2 separate regions of the Homo sapiens genome follow, and region 2 is linked to region 1. The links are chromatin loops, found by intact Hi-C in ENCODE. Cell type or tissue: PC-9. All regions are shown on one strand. Links, peaks and the distances in the headings refer to the core of each region. The heading gives the core; the rest is flanking DNA.

Region 1 (2,918 bases), core at 315-2,814:
GGGTGAGGACCCAGAACACTGTCCTTCTGACCCCTTCCTCTTACCCCTGCAGTGGCTCCCGAGCAGCTTGGGGCATGGAAGAGCCCAGTTTAAGAATCCTTTAAGGTTCTTTAAGGTTCCTTCCAGATACAAAGCCCAGGGATTCTCTGACTTAGGAGGGAATTGAGGTAGGTCAGGGTGGGAAAGACACACAGCCTTAAAAGTTGAGAAGTGGGCTGTTTGAGAAGTGGGTTGCTTGAGAAGCGGATTGTCTGAGAAGTGGGTTGCTTGGGGCTAATCTATAAAGTCTCCATCTGTAAAGTTATCCTAAAATTATGTCTTGTCTCTTAGGAAGGATGTGCAGTGGTTAACTTTCCTAGGTCAGGACCTTTTACAAGATGCTCTTCGGAAATACCTACATTTTTGAATTTTACTAGAACGGGCTGGTCTGGGACTTGGAAGTACATTGTGTATATGAAAGAAGATATTTGTTATAGTACAAAATGCAGAATAGGTAACCTAGAATGACAGTAGCCTCTTGGTAGGCTAGTAGTATATAGTTTTTAAAAGTAGTTTTTCATGTGTTTGGGATCAAAAGTCTCTTTGAGAATCTGGTAACGTTTATTGCACAATTTTAGAATACTCATAACATTGATGAAGCTTAACTTTGGGCCTGCTAGGGATTCATGAATTCCAGGTCTAAAGGGAAAATCATTTTTTCCTAAACACTAGAGAATATAGGAGATCACTTAAAATATGTTTTAGGGATTAATAGGCAAATGTATTAGTTCTGAAGTCATCAGATGGCAGTTTCCATGCCCATGGTTTTTTTCTGCCCTAGATGGCTCTGGAAACAAAGGTCAGTGGTCAGTGACAGGTGAAAGTCAAACACTGGCATTTCCTGGAAGGACAGACTCTAGGGACACAGTCCAGTCCTCCCTCTAGCTCCTGACTCACTCAAGAATAACATTTAAATAATCCTACAACCCAAACATTTGACATCTGGGAAAACAAGGGAAGCTTGTTTCCCTGGGGAGAATATGGGAGGCTGACTCTGCTTTCCCCCATGTGACATCTATTGTTTGGAGACCTGGCAGGTTCGGACTTGGCTGGGTATCCCCTCTGTGGGGTATGTGATGGAACCAAGGGCGCTGGTGACAAGTGAAGGGAGAAGAGAGGCACCAGCAAGCCCCAGTCCTTACTGAAAGCCCTAAGCCTGGGTGGCCCATGCATCCTGTGCAGCCGTCTTGGCTCTCTCCTCGCGGCTGGTGTTAGTCACTCCTGGCGGGTAAGGGAAGCCACGCCCACTTCTCTGGAGCTTGCTGACCTAGCTACTTGAACTGAACTATTGTTGAACTAAAACTGGAATGAATTGGACTCGTGCTGAGTCATGAACCCAATCCAAAATGTTTTTCTGTAACTGTGAAAAAAAGCCAAGTTTACTTCCTTCAAAAGCTCCCTAGTAAAGCAAATTCAAATTGGAATCTGAACCTTTTATTTTCTGTAACGATTGAACTGGCACAAAACAGAAAAATCAAAATTTCTGTTGAAATAAACTGATATTTCACTGAATCTGGAGCCCATCTTGACCAGCGTTTCTTGGAGCGAGTGGATTATCTGGATGTGTAGGTACTGCAGCACTGAAGTAGTAAAGGGTCACAAATAGGCTCTGAGGTTGTAATTTGGGCCTTCATCCTGGCTCCACCATCTTCTTGCTGAGACTTTGGGCAAGTTCCTTAACTTCTCTAAGCCTCAGTGCCTAGTACGTAAAAAGTGGTGGAAAAATGTTGGTGCTATGATTATTCTTTTCAGCTGGGGCAGTACCTACCAATTTTGGATAAAGATGGTATCTCCTGCTCATTATGTCCTCTCCATACATGGGGCTTTTTATTAAGTCACTGGCTCAGTATTTGTAGGGTGGACCCATCAAAGAACCCGTTGTATCCACACCTTCCAGTGGTTTAGCTTTAAAGAAAACCCTCCTCCTGCTTATATTTGTATGAGGTGAAAAATGCCAGATCATAAAGATTAGATGTAGCTCTAGCCTCGAGGAGGTCGAGTCAGATCTTGGGTATAGAATTTCAGGATCTCTGGTTTGGACAAAACCCTGAAGATTACCAAGAACGTCTGTAGTCTATTGCTTGCAACCTGCTTATTCCATCCTTGACAAAACCTGAGACTATCCAGGGATGGGGAAGAAAATTTGAAGAGTAAGCATATCTGTGCACTTTTATGTCATTTATACTCATTTACTTCCAAAATGAGTGGGAGACATTTTATAATAAAATATCCATGTATTAATATAATTTGGTATATCCATACGAAAGAATATTATTCAGCAATAAAGAGAAATCATAAACGAATACACTCTAACACATGGATACATCTCAAAAACATTATGGTAAGTGAGAGAAGCCAGACACACAAAACCACATATTGTAAAACAAATGTCCAGAAAAGGCAGAATAGAAACAAAGTAGATGCACGGTTGCCTGGGCTGAGGGTGAGAATGGGAAATGACTATCAATAGACATGAGGGATCTCACCGATGTGATGAAAATATTCTAACACTGGATGATGGCGATGGCTTTATTTTATTTTTATTTTTTTTTGAGACGGAGTTTCGCCCGTGGCCCAGGCTGGAGTGCAATGGCACAATCTTGGCTCACCGCAACCCCTGCCTCCCGGGTTCAAGTGATTCTCCTGCCTCAGCCTCCTGAGTAGCTGGGATTACAGGCATGCGCCACCACGCCCAGCTAATTTTGTATTTTTAGTAGAGATGGGGTTTCTCCATGTTGGTCAGGCTGGTCTCGAACTCCCGACCTCATGTGATCCATCCACCTTAGCCTCCCAGAGTGCTGGGATTACAGGTGTGAGCCACCACGCTTGGCTGGTGATGGCTTTAAAACTTGGTAAATTTACCAAAAAGCATTGAGCTG
Region 2 (2,918 bases), core at 92-2,591, 120 kb after region 1:
ACCATATACAAAAAATTAACTCAGAATGGATTAGAGACGTAACCATGAGATTAAACTGAAATTCTTAAAAGAGAATATAGGGGAAAAATTTTCATGATGTTGGATTTGGCAATAATATCTTGGGGTATGACATCAAAAGCAAAGGCAAAAAGTTGCACTACATCAAAATTGAAAACTTTCATGCATCAAAGGGACACCATGAGAATGAAAAGGCAACCGAAAAATAGAAAATAATCACAAATTATATCTGATAAGTAATATCTAGAATATGTAAAGAACTTCAACTCAACAAAAATGACTCAATTAAAAAAATGGACAAAGGACTTGAATAGACATTTTTCTAAAGAAGATATACAAATGGCCAATAACACATGAATATAGCACTCAGCAGTGACAGTCATTAGGGAAATTCAAATCAAAATCACAACAAGATAACTTTTTCACCCCTCAGGATGACTATTATTAAAGAATAAGTGCTGATGAGGATGTGGAGAAATTGGAACTCTTGTGTACTGCTGGTGGGAATGTAAAATTGTGCAGCCACTATGGAAAACAGAATGGCAGTTTCTAAAAAGTTAAACATAGAATTACCATACGATCCAGCAATTCCACGTCCAGGTATATACTCAAAAGAATGGAAAGCAGAAATTTGTAGAGTTATTTGTACACCCATGTTTCATGGTAGCCAAAATTAACCATTTTCAAAAATACCCAAAAGGTGACAGCAACCTGAGTGGACAAACACAACGTGGTCTATATACACAATGCAATATTATACAGCCATAAAAAGGATGGAAGTTTGGACACTACAACATGGATGAACCTTGAAGACATCCTAACTAAAATAAGCCAGTCACGAAAAGACAAATACTGTGTGATTCTATTTATATGAGGTACCTAGAGTAGTCAAATGCATAGAGAAAGTAGAATGATGGTTACCAGGGGCTGGGGAGAAAATGGAATTATTTTTTAATGGGCCCGGAGTTTCAGTTGGGGAAGATGAAAAATCTCTGGAGGTGGATGTTGGGAATGATTGTACAATACTTGTGTACTTCATGCCACTGAATCATATACTGAAAATTACCATTGAAACTATTTTATGTGTATTTTTTAAAAAAGCCCTTTGTGAGGTGGCTCTTACCTCTCTCTCCTCTCACTGGGTCCCTGAGACCCACCCTTCGATCCGCCTTCCTGCCTCAGTGCCTCTGCTGTCACTGTTGCTGTCTGGAGCATCCTACCCGCCCCATACCACCTTTGCTGCTTGGTTCTTTGCTGCGGGCCATTCTGGAGTCAGCCCAGACACAGCCTCCCTCTCCTGGGAAGCTTTCTCTGCCCTCAGCCTGGTTTAAGGGTCCTTCTCTCCCTTCCCATAGCAGCCTGGCTCACCCCACGCCAGTACCTATCCCATCCAGGTGCCCCGTACAACTCTGGTATTTGGTGAATATTTGTACAGGTGAGAAACTGGCATCAGCAGAGTCTGATTGGGACAGGGAAGATGTGCTCCCGGTCTGGAGCCCAGCCCTGCCCTTCGGGGTGAACTGATTCATGGCAGTAGGTGATGAGTGGGTGACTCACGACCTCACGACTTCCTCTAAGCAGGTCCCCAGCCTATAGTATCTTTGTACTTGCCGTGTGGGGAGCTGGCCTTCACAAGCAGCTCCTCCTTGTTTGCTTTTCTGGTAAAAGCCTGGTTGTCAGCCCAGCCCCACCTCCCAGGCCTTAGCCACCAGCCTGCTCACCACATTCTTAATGATTTCATCCTTCCCGTCCTGCCTCTGCACTTTTAGCAGGTGGTAACAGAAGTCGAACAGGTCAAAGCGACGCTGCTGGCCCAGCAGGACAATGATGGAGCAACCAGCCCAGTTCAAGCCATCGCCGAAACACTGCCTGGGAGCAGGGGGAGGAAGCAGCTGGAGTGAGAGGTCGGGGGAGGAGGGCAGGGAGGGAGGGAGCCTCATCTTGGGCCAGGAGTACAGCTACTAAGCAGGCCTGTCTTTGGGCCAAGTCTCTTAACCTATAAAATGGGTACAAAGGAAGCTGTGAGGGTGGGTTCATTAGTTGCAGGGATGGTAGTTATGTCATAAGTCCTTCCGGCCACAAATTACATTTGCATCACTAATGTAAAAAAAAAAAAAATCAGCTCTAAAGACGCTCTGAATTTGCAAGGAAAAACCCACCCAGCTGTTGAGATGTATGTGGCTGATTACTCCGTGCAGGTCAAAGGAGAATCTGTCTTGACTCTCTAAAGGAGCTAAAAGAACACCTAGCAGGTGAGGGGCCATTTCAAACCAGGAGGCCAACTGGCCAGAAGCAGGCTGAAAGGGAAGGGACAGGCCATGGTGGGCAGATGCTGCTGGGGTTGAGGCTGAGTCCTTTTGGTTCTGACAAAGCTCCAACTCTCAAGAGGCCTGGCCCCCAACTCTCAAGAGACCTAGGCAATTTGGATGGCAGTAGAGTCATCCTTTGGCTGTCTCTTTTGTCCTCAAGCAGCAGCCCCAACCCGGGCAGGTGTCCCCAGTTCCCCATCACTGTACTGGAAGCCTACAGGCTAGCGCTGCTCTGAAACAGCTTCATCAACACCACTTTCTCCAGGAAGCCTCCTCTCCCCACCACGCCTTTTTCCTAGAGCTCTTGGCTGCTGGAGGGGAGGCCTTGTCTGCCTTTCCACTCTGTCCTAGACATGTAGCTGGGTGAGGGCAGGAAGAACTAGCTCTGCTGTCTGCTCTAAGGACTCCTAAAGGCTCCTCATTTTCCAGTAGTACAGTGTAGTGGGGGTGAGGCAGGCAGTGAGGGTCTTACTATCAAACCCTTACTGGGCTCTTTCTTGCCAATGCAGTCAGCTCAACACACTCAACAAAGTAGTTGTTGGCCAACCACCCCCACCCCCTGCCCACGTTTCTGGCTGAACTCTGGCAGCC

What was found. Peaks named below come from ENCODE experiments on the same cell type or tissue, not always from the same donor. Only the 100,000 strongest peaks of a DNase experiment are listed, where the experiment ranks them.
Region 2: a loop joins it to region 1, with 7 times the contacts of the local background. A loop is called at or near these places in 2 of 110 quality-filtered maps.

What each region holds. Positions count from the first base shown.
Region 1 is chr5:157,510,146-157,513,063 of GRCh38, reverse strand. All of the region lies in intron 8 of ADAM19 (ADAM metallopeptidase domain 19), which reads left to right. Among named protein-coding and RNA genes, the nearest start is that of NIPAL4, 51 kb to the right of the region's middle. In PC-9, for the core only: no CTCF peak of the experiment used is centred there; DNase peaks (open chromatin) are centred at 923 and 1,283; H3K27ac peaks cover 2,110 bases.
Region 2 is chr5:157,389,490-157,392,407 of GRCh38, reverse strand. It overlaps CYFIP2 (cytoplasmic FMR1 interacting protein 2), which reads right to left. Exons shown (of 31, transcript NM_001037333.3): 30 at 1,740-1,887. All of the region lies in intron 1 of NIPAL4-DT (NIPAL4 divergent transcript), which reads left to right. Among named protein-coding and RNA genes, the nearest start is that of FNDC9, 45 kb to the right of the region's middle. RefSeq lists an enhancer at 1,162-2,361. In PC-9, for the core only: no CTCF peak of the experiment used is centred there; a DNase peak (open chromatin) is centred at 1,607; H3K27ac peaks cover 1,914 bases.